4 separate regions of the Homo sapiens genome follow, and regions 1, 3 and 4 are each linked to region 2. A link is a loop called in an ENCODE intact Hi-C map of the cell type or tissue named here. Cell type or tissue: heart left ventricle. All regions are shown on one strand.

Region 1 (5,000 bases), 110 kb after region 2:
GAAGATTAAACCTGTAGTTTCTGAATATTTTCTGGCCACAGTAATACATTGGTAACTAAATTCACAACAGAAAGTTTGAGTTCCTGTGTAAAAGCTACTGTATTACTATAACTTAACCATATTAACATGTTTCCTTCACTAATTCCTCCAAAATAATTTTATCATAATAAAATCAAGTAACATTTCTTTATTTCCTATAAGTAGATTTGTCTGCAGAATCCAGTAGTCCTTAAAGTAGTCCTTTCTGAGATGACCAGATTCTTTGTTTATAAATCTACAACTATGCCTTGGTTAAAGATTGCCTCTAATCATACTCATCTTCCTTCAACTTCTTTTTAAAAAAACCTTCCGGGCCAGGCGCAGTGGCTCACGCCTGTAATCCCAGCACTTTGGGAGACTGAGGTGGGCGGATCATGAGGTCATGAGTTTGAGACCAGTCTGACCAACATGGTGAAACCCCGTTTCCACTAAAAAATACAAAAAATTAGCCGGGTGTGGTGGCACGTGCTTCTGGTCCCAGCTACTCAGGAGGCTGAGGCAGGAGAATCTCTTGAACCTGGGAGGCGGAGGTTGCAGTGAGCCGAGATCACGCCATTGCACTCCAGCCTGGGCGACAGAGCAAGACTCCGCCTCAAAAAAAAAAAAAAAAAAAAAAAAAAAACAACTTCCTTCTCCTTACTCTGTCTTCCTCTTAAGCTTCTGATTCCTCTCTTGACCTCTATCATTAACTGTCTTGAAATATTAGGTTTTAATATTAAAGGGGAGGATCAAAATATCCAGACATATGGGACTTTAAAAAAACTACATTCGAAATTATAACTTTATATTTAAAAAAGCAAAGTGTTTTTATAACAGAAACTCTGAAAATAAAAAGCACTTTATTTTGTCTTGGTTGGCAGTTGTAGTTATAGAGGTTAAGAATCACTGGTAGAATTCTCACTTCTTTAACCCACTTTAACACAGTTTCAGATCCAACACTATACAGAAATTGCTATTTCTAAAAACACCAATGACTTCAGACACCAACTGGGAAGCTTCTGCAAGTGAAAGGAAGTGCTATTAAAAATTACGCAGGGAAAACCGACATAAATCAAAGCTGTCCACCCAGGAGGAATGGTCCTAATCAGGACCAATCATAACAAAGCCTTGCATGTGTTGTTATGTTTGTTATATCACAAAGGCTGTACTTGCTTATACTTGAAAATACACATACAAACATTGTTTTTAACTCTTTCCTGATCCCTAATCCAACTCCTATTTCTATAGCTAACAACTGTGGTGTACCCTTCCAGTCTTTTTCTCTGTGCTTACCTGTGTGTTAGGTTTTCTGGGATTGGTTGTTATGTAAGTGAAATCACATACACTGCTTTTGTGTATTGTATTTTTTTTGTGTGTGTATGAATTGTGTCTTTGTGTATGTATTATATTGTATCTCGCCCTTTCATGTAAAATATCTTAAGAAGTACATCTATGTCTATTTCATGTTTTTTCATAAGTATCTAATATTATAGTGTAAGGGCACACCATAATTTAACTGTTCTAATGATGATCTTATTACTTCCAGTTTCCCATCATACATTTTCTCCTCTGCATGGAATAATCATGCAATACTCTCTATTAATGAATGATAGCATTTCTATATTACAGACATATAGAAATAAAACTTCTGGCTCAGGAGAACGTACATTTGAAATGGATAGATACTGCCAAACTTTTCTCCTAAAAAGATGAAGCTATTTATATTCGGTTCAATAGTATTCCTTCAAAACTTAACAGGCTACCTATATTTCTACCTCTATAAATTTCCTGCTTACATTCTTTCCCATTTTCTATCAGGTTATCTTTTTCATATTGATTTGTAGGTACACCTTATATACCTTGAATATTAATTTTGTCTATTACATGTCGAATATTTTATCCCAGTCTATTGCTTGCCTTCCTTTTTAAATGGCATCTAAGTTTGATGTCTCACTTAAAAGGCCTTCTCTACTCCAACGAGTTTTTAAATTAACTTTTAAAAGTTTTGTCATTTTATTTTTTATTTATCAACATTTAGTCCACTCGGGGCTGGGCACAGTGGCTCACGCCTGTAATCACAGCACTCTGGGAGGCTGAGGCGAGCAGATCACAAGCTCAAGAGATCGAGACCATCTGGACAACATGGTGAAACCCCGTCTCTACTAAAAATACAAAAATTAGCTGGGCGTGGTGGTGGGCACCTGTAATCCCAGCTACTTGGGAGGCTGAGGCAGGAGAATCGCTTGAACCTGGGAGGCGGAGGTTGCAGTGAGCCGAGATCACGCCACTGCACTCCAGCCTGGTGACAGAGCGAGACTCCATCTCAAAAATAAATAAATAAATAAAAATAAAAAACCATTTAGTCCACCTGGAACTTAGTTTTGAGAGTGTCACGAAGTGGGTACCTAACTATCTTTACTTCAATTAAACAGTTGATTGTCCCACACCCTTTATAGACCAGTTCTTCCATTACTCATTCATTTATCATACAATTCTTCTTTATCCATGTTTATCTATGGATCTTCTCCTGAATTTATTATTCTATTCCTTTGATCAATATGCCTATTCCTACTCCAAATTCTTATTTTAATAATTGTAATTTTATAATGTTTCGACCTTTGATGGGTCCCATTTATTATACTTCTTTTTGAAATTTACTTGGCCATTCTTGTGCATGCTCCCTTCTCAAAACTTGAACCATCAGTTTGTCAAATTCCATTTTAAAACTCCTGTTGAATTTCTGATTAGAACTGCATTGACTTTATAGAATAATTTAGTAAAAGCTGTCATTTTTATGGCATTAAGTTGACACATTCATGAATACTCCTCCATCCATTCACATCTTTTTGCAGTTTTCTTCACATAGCTATTACACATTTTAAAATCTTAAGTATTTTATAGTTTAGGCTGCTACTTCTTATTACTGTATTTCATAGTTGGTTATTGTTGATATATAAGAAGGCTAATGAATTTTCTAACTTTATCTTATAGCCAATCAGCTTACTGAAATTTTTTAATACAAATCTTTTTCTGTTATCTCATATTTTTTTGCTATTTGTATTTGTATTATATTTATTTGTATTTGTAAGCAGTCATATCAACTCTAAATAATAGTGATACATTTCCCCCCTTTATTTACAGGTTAATTATTTTTCTTGTTCTTAATGTATTGCCTAAGACTTTTGAACCAATGTTGTGTTCCTATCTATTAATGAAAGTGCTTCTATTATTACTCTATGACATTTGGTGATAATAGTATCTACCGCAGAGAGATGTTTTAAGGCTTAAGTAAACTGATACATATAAAGTTTTTTGCAATAGCACCCAGAATACAGAAAGTGTTTAATGCCTATTAATCATATTATTTACTAAGTGCCTTTTATTTGTCAAGCACAAATAAAAGTATATGCATGCACCATTGCAGAGGTTGGCAAACTAAAGCCTGTGGGCCAAATCTGGTCTGCTGCCTAGTTTCGTAAATGAAGTTTAATAGGAACACAGTCATGCCCATTGTTTATAATTTATCTATGGCTGTTTTTGTGCTCCTGTAGCACAGTTTAAGTAGTTGCAACTGAGCCCATATGGTCCACAATGCCTAAAATATTTACTACCTTCTCTTATATTAAAAAAGTTGCTGACTCCAGTAGTACTGGTCAAACTCAAGGAGTTCATAGTTGAATAGCTGATTTAGACAAGTAAAAAATATATATACATTACAGTATGATATATACAACCCAGATATTCTGTGGGTATTATGGAAACATTTTGCATTTAAATATTAAAAGACAGGAAGGACTCACACAAGTGAAAAGACACAAGATATTTTAATTATTTAAAAATATGTATTTATTTACATATCATTATCTCTCATCCCATTCTGTAAATTTCTAAAGGGGAGGGAGTGTGACATTCATTTTTGTGACATTCAACATTCATATTCTAAGTATCTAGGACATTTTAAATGTTCAACAAATGATAGGCAAATGAATAAATGAATGATATGCAGGATGCCTGAGTGACAATGATTAGGTATGTCTGTCAAAGTTCTAGATATAAATATCCTATGGCAAGCATTTTACTTGTCATGTTAAATAGGATCTTTTAATTCTTGTACAGTCTATATTAGGAGATAGCTACTATTATTACTACACTGTAAAATGAACGAACCAAGGCTCATACAGGTAAAGTAGCACACTCATGTTTCTATACAGCCAGTATGAGAAGTCAACTAACAATCCTGTGGCTGCCTAATGAGAAATATGTTCTCTACACTATATCACAAAGTTGTAAAGAGGTAAGAAATGATGACACAATAGGATATCAACAGAGTATGGACTCTCAAAGACAAAGGAAATTATAATTAATGCAGCAGGAATTGTATTGTGATTTCGATTTCTAAAACTGGGGAATGATCTGAATAAATTCATGTTTTTTAAATATCCTGGAAGCAGCCTAAAAGATGGTTAGAGGGGCAGTAGCCCCTACATTTTACCCAAAGGCTACTCTGTCACACACACTAGGCCAGTTTTAGTAAGGTTCAAGTGATTAAAACAAAAATGCGAACATACTATTTCAGGAATACCAATCTGAAGCATCAGGAAAAGCTGATCCTAATAGTTACTAAAGAAACAAAAAGGTACTTCATAAACTATGAAGGTACTATGCTAAAAATTTTTTTTAGGTATATATTACAAATGAAAATATTACATGGAAAAAAATCAAGTCATAAGAACAAAGACATAATTGAGAATGTCTGTCTTAAGAAAACAAAAAAAATTTAGAAAATTTAAACATAAAATCGCAAATTATGAATTTTCACTTTTTATTTAAGCAAATCTTAAGAAAAACTGATTTTAAAGTAAATGAAATGACTAATCCTTCAAGTTATGGCTCAACAAAAGTAGTTGCTGTATATGGCATATACTTCTATAAAGCAAAGCACGTAATTACTTTCTAATAAAAGTCTAAACTGTGATTTAAAG
Region 2 (5,000 bases):
CTTTTAGCAACATGTCCTCCAATATAGTTGCAAAATGAACAGCTACAACAGATGAATCAGTTGATTTGCAGAAAGAGATTGTCAGCTATGAGGCAAATTAAAAGAAGAGTTGATTTTGATTTTTTTTTTCCTGGCAAACCAGATCAGCTGTTTATTAAGGCTGCTGTTAGATTATAATAATCAGGGTCATTTGCATGTCCAAAAATTTAAAAGGTAGACTCGTTCAGCTAAACAAAGAGTGGTTTCAGGTCACTAAGATATAAAAGGATGGGATGTGAGGTACACTCTTGTACTCTTCTACCTATTTTTATCTGATATTTCAAAAGACTGACTCTGACCCTGACTCTGATTCTTGTGGCAGTATTAAAGTGCAGGTTCTGAATAAGCATCTAAATAATATGTGTTAAACTCATGCAGCTTAGAGCTTAATTGACACATGTCCACAGAGTCGAGGGACCAAGGAAAGATCAATGAAATCTGCAACTAACCAGGTGCTCCATGGGAAGGAGTCTATTGCCAGGGAGTGACTGACAATGAAATAAGCAAATAGTCTAAAGGGAGATAAGGGGAGTGAAGAATTAGAAACTATAATTTTGTCCTTGGGCACAAATCAAACCTTGTTTCTTCTCCTTTTAACTGTTTCTCATTTTCTCACCCAGGTTTTACCTCTTATCCCGTTCAGAGGCCTTAATCAACCTGCATATCTCACCAGATAGTCGCTGATTTCTTTCTCTATAATTTTCCCCTTTACTTATACTAAGATGTCGATTCAACAAAAGTTTTACTTTACATTATACATGCTAATAGGAAAGCAATGTGAGGATCAGTCTAAGGCCAAATATATTTTGGATTGATTTGAGGGGTGAGGGTGCCTGGATAAGGTTAGGAGGTTAGATATTAACCAGAAAATGGTCAATACAGAAGTTATCTGTGTTCTAAGTTAGTATTTCCCAAACATTTGGATTTATGTGACAGCAAAATTTCAAAACAAATTCTGGGGACTCATTAACCAGCTTTTCATTAGGCCAAGTAAAGACATTAAAAGTTAAGAAGAAATTAAGAACGGATAGAAGGAAGTCTATCCTATATTGTCACATCAATTCATAAAAAGAGGATACTGTAACTTCAAACATTATAAAAGATTTAACTTCAGAATTTTTAAAAAGTCTTAAGTAAATAAATTTAACTTAATGAAAAACCACTACATTATCTTTATTATTCCTATTTCCTAGACTGATGAAATATCCCTACATCTATGGAAAAGGGTTTGGGAATAACGCTTAGCGTAAGAGGGATAGGGATTTATCTTTCAGGCTGGCTGAGCTCTGGTGACAGGAAGAAGGAGGAAACAGAGCAGAGGTAGGATAATTATATTATCATCATCCAATCAAGAACACTTCTGAAAGTGAAAAAGGGGGCTAAAAATCATTAAAAATACATCATTTGGTATGTTTCTTTATTGACTGATATATTTTAATTACACTGAGGGAGATAAAGTTCTAACAAAATCTATCGAAAAATAAAATGCTTTATTAAAAAACATATGCAAGTACATTAAAGAGCATTTAAAGGTATTCTTCATATTGAGTATCTGAATATTGGAGTAATATAAATGGAACAATTATTCTTAGTATATATGTATTTTAATTTCTTAGCTATACCTGTCTTTAATTCCTTATCACTGGTATTTAATTGAAAAATTTCTTCTTTCAAATAGTCATCCTAATTTTTAAAATAAAATTGCTTACAATGTTGTATTTTATGGTTTATAAACTTAAAGCTGCTGATACCTTCAATTGACTCTTTTTTGTAATATTTTAAGACTACAACATTTATATTAAGAAAAACTGTTTCTAAGGTGCTATCTGGTAAGCTGGGAGCATATCTGCTAAGTGGAGGATACTCTCAGTTCTATTTTTTGTTTCTTATCGAGATGTGTAAATACTTCAAATATTTTTACAATATTAAGTACTATAAAAATGTTACATATTTTTACAAATCTCACTGAATCGTCTTTATTTTTCTTCTGCATGTTTCACCAAATTTAGACCTTGTTTTTGAGCTCATTATTGCTGAGAGAGTTTACTGCAAGATAAAAAAGTACTGCCAAGTAACAGTTATACACAATACAATAAGTGATAAAAATCATTCAAGCTATTTTTTATATATTCAGTGGCAGAAATATTTAATTTCCTCATATTTATTTATTTAACCTATATGCTTCCCACTGGTCCTTCCACTTGGTGCCCTGGTGACACCAAGTGGCCAGCAAAGACAGCAGCATCAAATACTTCTGCCACTACTACCAGGAAACTGAAAGGAGTTAGTTCCCAGTCCTTTAAATCTAAGCACACTTTCACTTACTGTTAATTAAGACTTGCTTCTGGCAAGGGTCAGGAAGAGAGAATGATTTATTTTGGGTTGTCTAAGATTTAACCACAAGTTTAAAGTGAAAAAGAGACAGATGAGCTACTTACTAGAGATCAAGGTGGAAGCTGGAAATTCAAAATGGTGGTCAACCAAATCTATCACAACTTATTTTAATGAACTACTAATAATATTGTTTTAAAAATGATAAATCCAAGACAAATGTCATACCAGTTAGATATCAAGATGAGGCAAAAACCAGAACTGTCTTAGACAAATTGGGATATAAGGTCCCCTTACTAATAAGGAATGCTTATTTATTAAGGCTATGAAACACCTAGCAACATTTATTCATATAAGGCAGGCAATTAGTGTAAGCCTTGATCTAGGAACTCACCAAATTGGTGAGTCAGAACTTGGGAACAGAATAAGGAAGTTACAGGAGAAAGAGAAAAGATCAAGGTCATTATTCATGCTTAGATGTTTAGAGACCTTTCTTTTCCTTGGAAATTTATTATTCTTTTTAAAGTTTGGATAAAGCAGAATGCTTAAATTAGGGGCCTAAGTATGATTCAGAATTGTGGATAATTTCATTATCTGTGTACAAGTAACTGAAAATTTCTATGATTAGATTTGCAGCACAATTAGATGTATCAGTGATAAACACTAAGTAGAGTACATTTGAAGAATGACTTATGGTTAGAATCTACCTTTAGCACTAAATTGAACTGCATATAAATAGAAAACTTGAAGGAGATGTGTTTACCAAGCACCTGTTTCTAAACAAGAAATTATTTTTAGTGCACTTGTTTAGAAAGCTGCAGAGGCTGTGATATTAATGTCCATGAATGCAGCAGGTTGTGAACATTACTATTTTTAGTATCAGCCTAATATGAACAATGATGAATCATTCTTTTGTTATTTTAGTAGGAAGGAGCACTTAGGATTTACTGCAGCACATTAGGTTAACTATGCCTCAATAACTGAACACCCACACTTTGACATCACACGGCAGTGATATGGATCAGTGACGCAAATCCTGTCAGGATCAAACATTAAGGCCACAGACTGAAAAAAACTGCTCAAGTGACAAAGCAGGCTAGTCATCTACCATGCAGACTGCATTAAATCAGTACTGCTAGTGTCAAAAAGGGTTGTGCTAGGTTCTCTTTTTACATAATATCTAAACTTTTTTATTTTAATTATAGATTGCCCATACAACAGAATCTATATGTTAGTTTCCTCACAGCTTCTGTGCTTTAAGGTCTGGGCCCTTAGAAACATGTCTTAAGGTTCTACTAGCCATCTGAATTATCTGTAAAAAGGCTTCTGTATCTAGGCTTTTTAGACTATCTTCTGCAGATATGTTGCCATTTATTAAGCATTTTATATAATATGCTGTGCTTGACAAAATATCACTTTGATTCAGATTTGGAGCACTACACTATGGCCTTACAATTTACTGTAATTTCAGGTCTTCTTCCCAATAGTCACTTCTTCTTTGGGCCTATAATTTTAAAACTTTATTAGTCTTTTCGGGCATCAAAATATCAATTTTTTAATGGTTACAGCTGGATGGCTTATGAGTAATCATATGTATAAGGTTTCGAAATATATTATCCCTGAAAACACACCCACACCTAATTGGAAATCTTCTCTTCTATAAAAGGAACAGAACTTACCCCTGGAGGCTTGGCACAGAATGTTCACATCCTGCTGTAGGTTCTCCCAAAAAGAAACTAGGCCTGTACACTTAAAGCATTACCCTTCCTGTTAGTTTATGTTGTAAGACTGGCACTTCCCAGGGGAACTGGAAAACCAAACAGAGATCAAAGCTGGAGGCACATCTAATAACCTTTCATTCTGTCATCATTACTCTGACATAGACTAACATGAAAACATGCCAAGGGCCTTTTCCCATACCCTCAGGCTTTTGCTTTGGTGGCGTTTCCTCAACCAGTGTTGTTTCTTAAGAAAAAGTGTTTAAAAAAAAAATGTAAAAAAGCAAGGGCTTTCCCTCATTCTAAGTTTTTTTTTTTTTTAACTGCTAATCATCTAAAAGAAATATTTGGAAAATATAAAAACTGCTGAGACAGTTGTTCTCATAGTTCTTCTTGTCTGTGAAATTTGTAAATCATCCTAGTTTCTTCTCACCCTCCACACTGAGCTTCCAGGTCTCATTCTTATTACTATAGTTTTGGTTATCCCCTGCTTAAAATCCTTCAATGGTTCCCTTTCCTTTCAGAATAAAATGTGAAATCTCTAGCGTGGCATATAACGGTACTTGCAAAGTAGCATATATTTTTAGTCTCATTTTCAGATACTCTCCCATGCAGTCTCTTCTCTAAGCTACCTCTCTAATCACAGTTTTTCCGTTTCCTCTAATCTGTGTGTGCTTGGGCTTTGCACATGCTGTTCCTTCTGTCTCGAAGATACTTTTCTATTTATTTTTTTCTTCTGGCTAACTTCTACTTCTTCAAGCATCATATTTTCCTAAGCACTCAATGACTTCCCTATGCTTGCTCAGGTATTCCTACCCTGGCCTCCCACATAAACTCCATCATAGCACTTAGCATGGCCTTCTTTGTTTTAACTGTGGGTTACTTTTCTGTCTGTTGTACTAGGCTGTGAGG
Region 3 (5,000 bases), 160 kb before region 2:
GTTTATTTATCACTTTTTTGTCTAGAGTCCTTTTTACCTCAGAAAATATGTATTTTTTCATTTTGCATCTAGGTAAGGCCAAAATACCAAGTTTGAGACAAAGATTTTTCCATCCCAAACTCAATAAAACAAATAAAAGCTCAAGTTGCATTCCATTTTGGCACTTCCATTTACCACAACTCCCAGAGGACTGAATCTTTTCAGTGAATCGCTGCTCTGAATTTGATTTTGCCTCACTTCGCTAACATTTTGGCAAGTCATCTGTTTGATCCTAGTCACAGAGTTTTACACTAAAACATGGGCAAAAGGGTACAGTCTGTTTTGTATATGGACTAGTACATTGACTTAAATGGTGATTCACTATTTTTTTTCCCTTGGCCTTTCTTATTATGAAAACATGTAAATATTCTGAGACAAATTATTTCTATATTCCTACTGGGCTCACTCTCAGAATGAATTAGGAAATCTCTAGGAATATACATCGGAATCATCAAGGTAACTCTTCAAAACATACATGCTTAGTCTCCACTCTGCATCCAATGAATCGGAACCTCTGGAAAACTCAAAGGAATAAAGTAACAAGGAAATACTATACAATATTAAAAAGAACAAGGTTCATCTTTCAAGTCTGCACTTTGATTTTACCCTACTTACCAACTAATAAGTTAACCTGTTACTGTTTCATGGATATTAGCAGAAAACATGAAACTTCTGGGTTAGAAACAATGAACTTTATTATTTGCAGCACAGCAGTCAGTATGAGCATCATTTCTGTTTCCTGCCCTCAAGCCCCATGAGGGGTAATACAAATGGGCACAGATGGCTGCCTGGACACAGGGTGGGTAGTGTTATAGGAGAGGAACACTGAGCTTGAGGGTCCTACTGTTTCACAGCAGAAAGTAAGCCAGATTGCTTTTTGTCCTGGAGGGAGATATTACCTCAACCTTCAGGGTTGATCACTGCAAACACAACTCTGAGAAATGACCCAGGTAAAAAATGGTTAGGGCCTTGCATTCTTGGCATACCCAGCAAGGTGTGTGGGAGTGTGAGAGAACTAAGGGAGAGTATTTCTTAACACATCTATATGAACCATCAAGAGTTTTTTTTTTTTTAAAGCAAGATGTAGGATGTAGCATAGAATAATCCCATCTGTACTTTTTTTTTTAAAAAAAAGGAGTGACATATAGTCTTGTAAATATACAGACCATTTTTAGAAGAGTATTTTAAAAACTCCCTTGATAGTAGAAATGGAGGCACTTTTATTCTACTTTATACTATTCCTTTTGCTTTGTTATTATGAGCATATATATGTGAAATCATAAAAATTTACCTGTCTTTTGTCAGTAGATACTCTGGTCCTCTCTTCATTATCTCCTAAGGGTCCATGCTTTCCCTCTTCATTTTTCTAATAAAAATCAGATTAAGGAAAAAAAAAGATTAGCACATAAGACATATGACTAATTCAATATTCCCATATTTAAAGGCTGGCTTCCTTGGCTTTGACCATTTTTTTTTCCATGATGAAACTCTACATTGACTTCCCACTTTGTTTGGATCAAGTTCATACTACTTTACCTAGTAAATAAACCTTTATAATCTATCCCCTATGTACTTTCCCAAAACATAGAAGGATTGGAAATTGTAATGAGAAAATAAAATTCTGAAGTTTATGGTTTCAGAATTGTGGCAGTTTTGAGTAATGGAAAAGTCCAAAGTGTGGCCATGAATGACTAAAGTGGAATAGAGGTAAATTAACTGGAATTGAGAAGATAAGGAACTATGTAGCAAAGGTATTAGATCGGGATTGTGGTAGGCAGGATAATGCCCCGCCAGAGATTTCCTTGTCCCAGTCACTGGAGCCTGTGACTATGTTTTGTTACATGGCAAGGAGGAATCAGTTTGCAGCTGGAACTGAGGCACTAACCACCTACCTTGACATAGGGAGATTATCCTTGATTATCTGATTGGCCCGATGTTATCACAAGGGTCATTATGAGTAAAAGAGGGGTGTGGGAGAGTCAGCGATGCAACATGAAAGACCTGACTGGCCATTGCTGGCTTTGAAGATGGAAGGGGCCCATGAGCCAAGGAAAACAGACAATCTCCACAGGTAGAAAAGGCAAGGAAAGGTCCTCCCGTAGAGTGTCTGAAGGGAATTTGGCTCTGCCAACACTTTGATTTTAGCCCAGTAAGGCTCATTTCAGACCTCTTACCTACAGAACTGTATAATAAATTTGTGTTGTTTTAAGCCACCAACTTTGTGGTCATCTGTTATAGCAGCAATAGAAAACGAATACAGGTATATCCATGAGGGAAAAAGTGAAAACTTGAAGTAGAAAGAAAGTTTTGAGGCAGGGACCAAAGTCCTTCATTTATTAGTTCAACAAATACTTATTGAACCCTTGCTACATGACAGCCTAGTTGCTCAAGATGCAGCTCTCACAGGGCTTATGATTTATGAAAACAGGAAAGTGACTATGAAGTAAGTTGATTAAGACAAAGAAAGTGACACAGAATTCTGTGAGCTCCAAAATAGGTGAGATAGCCAGGTGCAGTGGCTCACACCTGTAATCCCAGCACTTTGGGAGGCTAAGGCGGACAGATCACGAGGTCAAGAGTTCGAGACCAGCCTGGCCAACATAGTGAAACCCTGTCTCTACTAAAAATACAAAAATTAGCTGGGCATGGTGGTGCGCACCTGTAGTCCCAGCTACTCGGGAGGCTGAGGCAGGAGAATTGCTTGAACCCGGGAGATGGAGGTTGCAGTGAGCCGAGATCACGCCACTGCACTCCAGCCTGGGCAACACAGCAAGACTCTGTTTCAAAAAAAAAAAAAAAAGGGTGGGATAGTTAATACATTGATAAAGTTTTAAAGTAGGAATGGGAAACTTTGTAAATGTTGACCTGCTAGTCTTATGAAACAAGTGCTGGATGCTAGAAAAGAAAGAACCATCAAAAAGAAGTTTATAAGAAAACCCATGTTCTGGGAATGAGGTTTCTGTTCAGACAGAACAGGAAGTAGAGGAAGTGATGGTATCAGTGGAAAAACGGTAAGGATGTGGGTGCTAGTAGTGGTAATAATTATATATATGAGTGATGATAATAACAGTACCTAACATCTACTGCATGTTTATCATGTACCAGGCCCTAAATTATCTCATTTAATCCTTATAACTTTATAAAGTAGCTCCTATTATTCCCATTGTACAAATGAGGAAATTGTGGCTGAGAGAGATTAAATAATTCAACCATGGTCACACAGGTAATTAAGTGGATATGCCAGATCCAGCCCAAGATCCATTGTCTTAACCATTATGCCACATTGCTTCTGTTCTGGAAAAGTACAGTGAGGGCCTTTAGCATAAGGTACCAGAAGACACAATGGAAAGAGTTAGGAGGCTAGGTGCGGTGGCTCATGCCTGTAATCCTACCACTTCGGGAGGCTGAGGCGGGTGGACTGCTTGAGCCCAGGAGTTAGCGACCAGTCTGGGCAACATGGCAAGACCACATCTCTATTAAAATAAATACATAAACAAATAAATAAATAAGGAGACAACAACAACAACAACAAACACATAGTACCTAACATGTGCCAGGCACTAAGACCTTTACAAATATTAACTCATTCATTTCTCATAAAAGCCTCATGTAGTATATACTAGTAACATTTCATTTTACAGATGAGGAAGCTGACACAGAGAGGTAGAGTTACCCAAAGTTATACAACTAGTAAGAGGCGGAGCCAGAGTCTGAACCCAGGCAGGCTGGCTGTAAAACCACTGGCTACTCTAAATTACTAGACTAAGGTGCTGCTCCAATGTTTATACTAGCATTACAGCATAAGTATTTTCTTATGTTAAGTGAAAAGGGTAGGATCCAGAGTTAAATGATCTCATGTAAGTAAAGAAAGTAAGAGAAAAAAGACTGAGAAACAATTTTTAAAAAGTAATTAGTCTCTAGGAGGTGGAATTATGATAAAATTTTTCTTCTGTCCATTTTAAAAATAACAAACATATATTACTTTGGTAACTCATAAAAATACTTTTAGTAAGACAAATGTTGGTAAAGTATCAAAAGCAGTATTTCCAATACAATTACATGTCTAATTGCATCTTGGTATTTCTGTGATTTACTCTGTACAACAAAAGCAGACTAAAGAATTTAAGTGAAACAATCTTATTACTTTAGCTTAAAGAAGACTTTTTTTCTCTTAATTGGAAAAAGTTTGTACTCAACTCTAAGAATACCATGTGCAAATAATACTGGAAAAAATATACTATAGTAAATGGTAAAGAAATATTAGGCACAAAATTGGGCAACATTTTGAGAAATTTAATATTTCCACAAGTATAAACACAATGGCAGCATATACTACATGCATATGAAATTTAGATGTATTCTTACTGTATAATTTAAAATTAATAACTTATCAACCCTGTAACAGTACCAAAACTGTCAAATACAAAATTGTGTTCCTGCTATGACTGCAACTACCTGCAAAATTATGTGGATATTAACTAGTACAAAAAGGAAATCCAAGAGAAAAAAATAGTTTTTAAAAATGTTGCAGCTATAAATTCAGTTTCAATGATAATGTTTGTACAATAAATAACACTATAAAAGTGGAGTACAATATGCTCCCTTTCATTCTGTATTCTTCCCCCACACTATCATTGGTCTTGCTTTTTTGCAATGGCCATGATATCAGAAGAACTAATGAAATTATATACTTCTGCTTTATTGACATTAAATATACAAGTAATTGACAACCTACAATCATGTTCTAAATACTTGGTAAATCTCCCTTTTCGGAATTTAAAACACATTTTTCTCATATAAACAATGTTAAAAATGATAGTCAAGTTCCCAAGTTAACATGCAAAAGCCTCTTTCACCCAGATCACTGCCAGAGTAATCCTGAGGCTCTCCCTCCCCAAGTGCCTTGGAGTCCCAAGCCCTGTAGGTAAGAACAGAAGTAAAGGCCTACCCAAGACCATGGT
Region 4 (5,000 bases), 180 kb before region 2:
CAGAAAATACAGCAACATGTTAATTGTGGTATCTATGAGTTGTGAGATAATACACGTTCTTTTTTATTTTCCTAGTCTTCTACAATGAGCATATACTACTTTCATAATAAAAATAAGTAATATAACCTAATAGAGAAAAATCCACACATATTAAAGAGAAAACAAAGAACTGAGTATGTGGACATGGATATAGATTGATAAAATCTATTCTTGGAAACAGTGTTGCCCAGTCCTAGCCTGGTTTGTGACAACACCACAGAATAGAACTACTTATCTCAAGGTCTATGGTAACTTATCAAAAAGGAAAGCAAAAAATCTTTCAAAGTAATTTCAATTTGCTTTAATCTTAAAAACAAATACCAAATTTATTGACACACACTATTTTTGATAATCTTGGTACTGAAATTCAGATTTAGAACAAATTCTAGTTCATGTTAATTACTTGCATTTACAAAACTAGGTATCTAGCTAACCATCTACATAATATTTGCAGCCAGGCCAGATGAGAAGGATGAGAAGATGGACAGCTCATCTTCACTGGAGGTAGAACAGAGAACAACCATGAACAACAGCCTTTGGAACATGTGCCTGAGTGAGGGTATTTCCGGGAGGGTCTGGCCCAACTGGGTGCTTCCTTTCCCATCTCTGCCCCTGAAGATCCCCTTAGTCTTCCTGCCTCCTTCTGCTTCTCTTGCCCTTTCTTAAGTTCTTCTGATCTCTTCATTCTCTTTACAATTGAAAAGCTATTAAAATCTACCAGTAAGCAAGATATTTCAGAATTCTCCATAACCCATCACTCATAGTCCTTAATCTTTATGATTAAGTCACTTAATCTTTATGAGGAGAACTTGAAAAACCTATTTATTCACACTCTTCAGGAGGAATGAAGAGACAGAAAACAAAAACACGGAAGTAGAGATTTCTCTGACTAGTTGGATATAAGCTTTTATTGAGTTTTACAAAAAAGGTATCTTTCCCATCTCTGCCTTCTTTCAGTGCCATGTCAACACCCCCTCATTTAAAAATGTGATAAACTTTAAATAAGACAATTAGAAAAAAATGACAATATTACAAATGGTAAAAACTTATGATACTTCATATACACATGACAGACACTGGATAGTATGTTTCTATATTTAAAATTATATACATATATAATTATATGTTATATGTCCAAGTTAATCATATATATGTATGTTCCAGGTATCCTGGACTCAAACTGATGTATATGGCAGGAATGTAAAGCTGAAATATATAAACGGTTCTTTTATATCATTTTTCTTCCCACTGCAAATTCTAGTAGTTAAATGTTACATTAACTCATTCAATGCCAGGATTAAATCATTGGATGTCATAGAAACAATGTATGATTCTGGACAGGATCCTTTTGCTATATAAAAGCAGTCCCCAACCTTTGTGGCACCAGGGACCAGGTACCGGTTTCATGGAAGTTTTTCCACAGACCAGATGGTGAGGAATGGGGGATCATCAGGCTTTAGATTCTCATAAGGAGTGCACAACCTAGATCCCTTGCATGGGCAGTTCACAATAGGGTTCACACTCACATGAGAATCTAATGCCGCTGCTGATCTGGCCGGAGGCAGAGCTTAAGCAGTAATGTGAGCAATGGGGAGTGACCATAAATACAGAAGAAGCTTCTTAACTGGTACCCAGGGGTTGGGGAAACCTGCTATATAAGACATTTCTTGGGCAGCTAATGAACCTTGACTGGAATCTGTGGATTAGTGGCAGTAATGTATCAATGTTAATTTCCTGATTTTTATGGTTGTAATTATGTGGTTATTTCTCATTTGAGGAAATAAAGGGTGAGCTGGTATCATGTCAACAACTTCTGGGAAAAAATTTCTTTGTAGTGTTTTTATAACTTTTCTGTATGCTTAAGGTTTTTTCCAAATAAAAAGCTTTTTGAAAACCAAAATAGGCTGAGAACAGTGGCTCATGCTTGTCCCAGCACTTTGGGAGGCTGAGGCAGGCAGATCGCTTGAGCCCAGGAGACAGAGATTGCCAAGATGGCGCCACTGCACTCCAGCCTGGGTGAGATAGTGAGACCCTGTCTCAAAACAAAAACAAAAGCAAAAAAAAAAAAAAAAAAACCCACAAAAACCAGAACCCAAATAGTGAAGAGGTATAAAGACTTAAAAGTTCTTGTGTTTTCCATGAACTACCTCAGTACATTTTTGGAACTATCAAATAAGAAATTCTTTTTTTCCCGGGCCAGTCGTGGTGGCTCATGCCTATAATCCCAGCACTTTGGGTGGCCGAGGCCGGTGTATCACCTGAGGTCAGGAGTTCAAGAGCAGCCTGGCCAACATGGTGAAACCCCGTCTCTATTATTAAAAATACAAAAGATTAGCTGGGCATGGTGGCGTGCGCCTGTAATCCCAGATACTGGGGGGTGGGGGGAGGGGGGTGGGGGTAGCAAGGCAGGAGAATCGCTGGAACCCGGGAGGCTGAGTTTGCAGTGAGCCGAGATCACGCCATTGCACTCCAGCCTGGGCAATGAGTGAAACTCCATCTCAAAATAAATATATAAATAAATAAACAAATATTCTTGTTTTCCTGATTTTTCTCATGAGAAATGTGTGTGTTTGTGTGTGTGCACCTCCCTTTGTTTGGGGGTGGGGGTGACCTTTAAACTATTGCAGGGGATCCCAAACCTTTGGCAGCAACCAGTACTGGTCCGTGGCCTGTTAGGAACTGGGCCGCACGGCAGCAAGTGAGTGCAGGCGAGCGAGCATTACCGCCTGAGCTCCACCTCCTGTCAGATGAGCGGTGGAATTAGATTCTCATAGGAGCAGAACCCTACTGTGAACTGCACACCTGAGGGATCTAGGCTGCGTGCTCCTTATGAGAATCTATTGCCTGATGATCTGAGGTGGAATAGTTTCATCCCAAAACCATAACCCCATCTGTGGAAAAATTGTCTTCCACAAAACCGGTCACTGGTGCCGAAAAGGGTGGGGACTGCTGAAGTATTTTCACCTCTATCCACCTCTCTAAGCCAGAAAGGAGAGGGAAGAGATGGGTCAGAGATTTTTCTTTTATCAGCCACCAGATGGCACCAAAAGATCCACTGGCTCAATTCTCTACAGAGATGTAAATTCATAAGGCAGGAATCCTTAGCTGAACAGTTGCAGTTAGGTAAGGGTTTGCACATATAAATAAACTCAATAATAATAATAATTTGTTGAAACTCGGCCGGGCGCGGTGGCTTACGCCTGTAATCCCAGCACTTTGGGAGACGGAGGCGGGCGGATCACCTGAGCTCAGGAGTTTGAGACCAGCCCGGACAACATGGCGAAACCCCGTCTCTACTAAAAATACAAAAATTAGCCAGGCGTGGTGGCCGGCGCCTGTAATCCCAGCTACTCGGGGGGCTGAGACAGGAGAATCACTTGAACCCAGGAGGCGGAGTCTGCAGTGAGCCGAGATCGAGCCACTGGCACTCCAGCCTAGGCAACAGAGAGAGACTCTGTCTCAAATAATAATAATAAAATAATAATAATAATAATAATAATAATAATTTGTTGAAACTCTTTAAAAGGGTGGGAATCACTAACTTACAATATTGCAGCAGGGTACCTAACAACATAATACAAAATACACCTGAAAAAAATGTGTATCTACTTACCGTAAATTTGCTAACACCTTCAAGCTCCCCGAACCTCATGTAAGAGATGTCTGCCTTCTTTTTTCCAACATCTACATCTCCTGCATAGATTTGTTTTATGCCTGCACCTTTAATTAAAGGTACACACTCATCACATGGGCACTTTGTCACAAAAATCATGCTTCTTTCTTCTGGTTTTATTTCTTGACACCTACAAAAAAAATTATAAAATATCAGAAAGGTCGTTTCTGAAAGGGTAAGTTATTTTTTAGAAAAATCTTTAAACACTAAAATTGAGCTGTTTTAAAAACAGATTTATGACATTATTAATAATGATCATCAAGCCTTAGACTTGCTGAATTACTGAATGTTCAAAGTATGTAAACCCACAAAAGTGTTATGATACAACCTGAACATGACAATTATTATAACTAAAAATAATTTATTGATTCTAAGTAAGAGGTTCAGTTTCAGATTACAAAATAAATGAAATCAGGAAGATACAGACACCAAAGAAAGAGAGAAAAAACCCCCAATGCTTTCTAAATAAGTACCTGTTTAGAATACTGGAATTAGATTTGAAACTGATACCTTAAGAGCTAATCATGTCTGATTAGACACTAACTCATCTTGTTAGACAAATGACACAGCCCTATCTGGTACCTAGTGGATAGTCAATAAATGTTTACTAAATGAATAATCAAATACTTAAGTTCTGTTTTGACTTATAGTTCCCTTACCCCTTCCCTATCATAGGATAATTTTAAAAAGAAAAGTTTCTATTTGATATATTCACACCTCTGTACAAAATGAAGCAAGTAAATCTGTAATGAAGAGGACAAGGAAAAGAATAGAGGGAATTTTGGGTGAAATTTTGCATGCTGAGGGTAGTTTAGGACTAACAACTGGGGCTGCAAGGACTGACTTCCGGGTTCTGAGGCTTACGTAGCTCTCAGCCAGCCATCTTCAATTCCTCCACCGCCAGCCTTCCACATCCATCTTCCTTGTTGAGACTGTTATTTACGTTCACCTGGACTAGGGCAACAGAATTCTATGCATCTAGTCTGTTCAAACAATACTACCTACATAATCTATAGCGTATGGCTCTGTCAATGCCATTCCATTTCCCCGCTGCCTACCAAATGGAGCATAAACTCAAAGTCCTCTCGAGTCCAGTCCCAGCCTGTCCTTGTGAGCTGTCTTTCCCTTGTGTCCACATTCCAACCTAACTGGAATATTCATGCTCCTAAACACACCACGGATTTTCCTACTTCTAGACCGTTGCTTATGCTAGAAGCAAGAATGGTCTTCCCTTCCCTTCCAATTGCCCCAGTCTAGGAATCCTTTAAAGCTCAGTTCAGATGCCAGT

The links. Peaks named below come from ENCODE experiments on the same cell type or tissue, not always from the same donor. Only the 100,000 strongest peaks of a DNase experiment are listed, where the experiment ranks them.
Region 1: a loop joins it to region 2, with 2.0 times the contacts of the local background. A loop is called at or near these places in 28 of 110 quality-filtered maps.
Region 3: a loop joins it to region 2, with 2.1 times the contacts of the local background. A loop is called at or near these places in 9 of 110 quality-filtered maps.
Region 4: it touches region 2 in a loop (12-fold over the local background); 38 of 110 quality-filtered maps call a loop at or near these places.

Annotation. Positions count from the first base shown.
Region 1 is chr13:48,982,047-48,987,046 of GRCh38, reverse strand. All of the region lies in intron 1 of FNDC3A (fibronectin type III domain containing 3A), which reads right to left. Among named protein-coding and RNA genes, the nearest start is that of FNDC3A, 8.6 kb to the right of the region's middle. In heart left ventricle, no CTCF peak of the experiment used is centred here; no DNase peak of the experiment used is centred here.
Region 2 is chr13:49,096,725-49,101,724 of GRCh38, reverse strand. All of the region lies in intron 3 of FNDC3A (fibronectin type III domain containing 3A), which reads right to left. Among named protein-coding and RNA genes, the nearest start is that of MLNR, 120 kb to the left of the region's middle. In heart left ventricle, a CTCF peak has its summit at 2,250 (motif pointing left); no DNase peak of the experiment used is centred here; H3K27ac peaks cover 2,728 bases.
Region 3 is chr13:49,252,244-49,257,243 of GRCh38, reverse strand. CDADC1 (cytidine and dCMP deaminase domain containing 1) reads right to left here. Exons shown (of 10, transcript NM_030911.4): 3 at 1,331-1,405. Among named protein-coding and RNA genes, the nearest start is that of CDADC1, 6.8 kb to the right of the region's middle. In heart left ventricle, no CTCF peak of the experiment used is centred here; no DNase peak of the experiment used is centred here; H3K27ac peaks cover 83 bases.
Region 4 is chr13:49,279,351-49,284,350 of GRCh38, reverse strand. CDADC1 (cytidine and dCMP deaminase domain containing 1) reads right to left here. Exons shown (of 10, transcript NM_030911.4): 8 at 3,653-3,842. Among named protein-coding and RNA genes, the nearest start is that of CDADC1, 34 kb to the right of the region's middle. In heart left ventricle, CTCF peaks have their summits at 3,060 (motif pointing right) and 3,075 (motif pointing right); no DNase peak of the experiment used is centred here.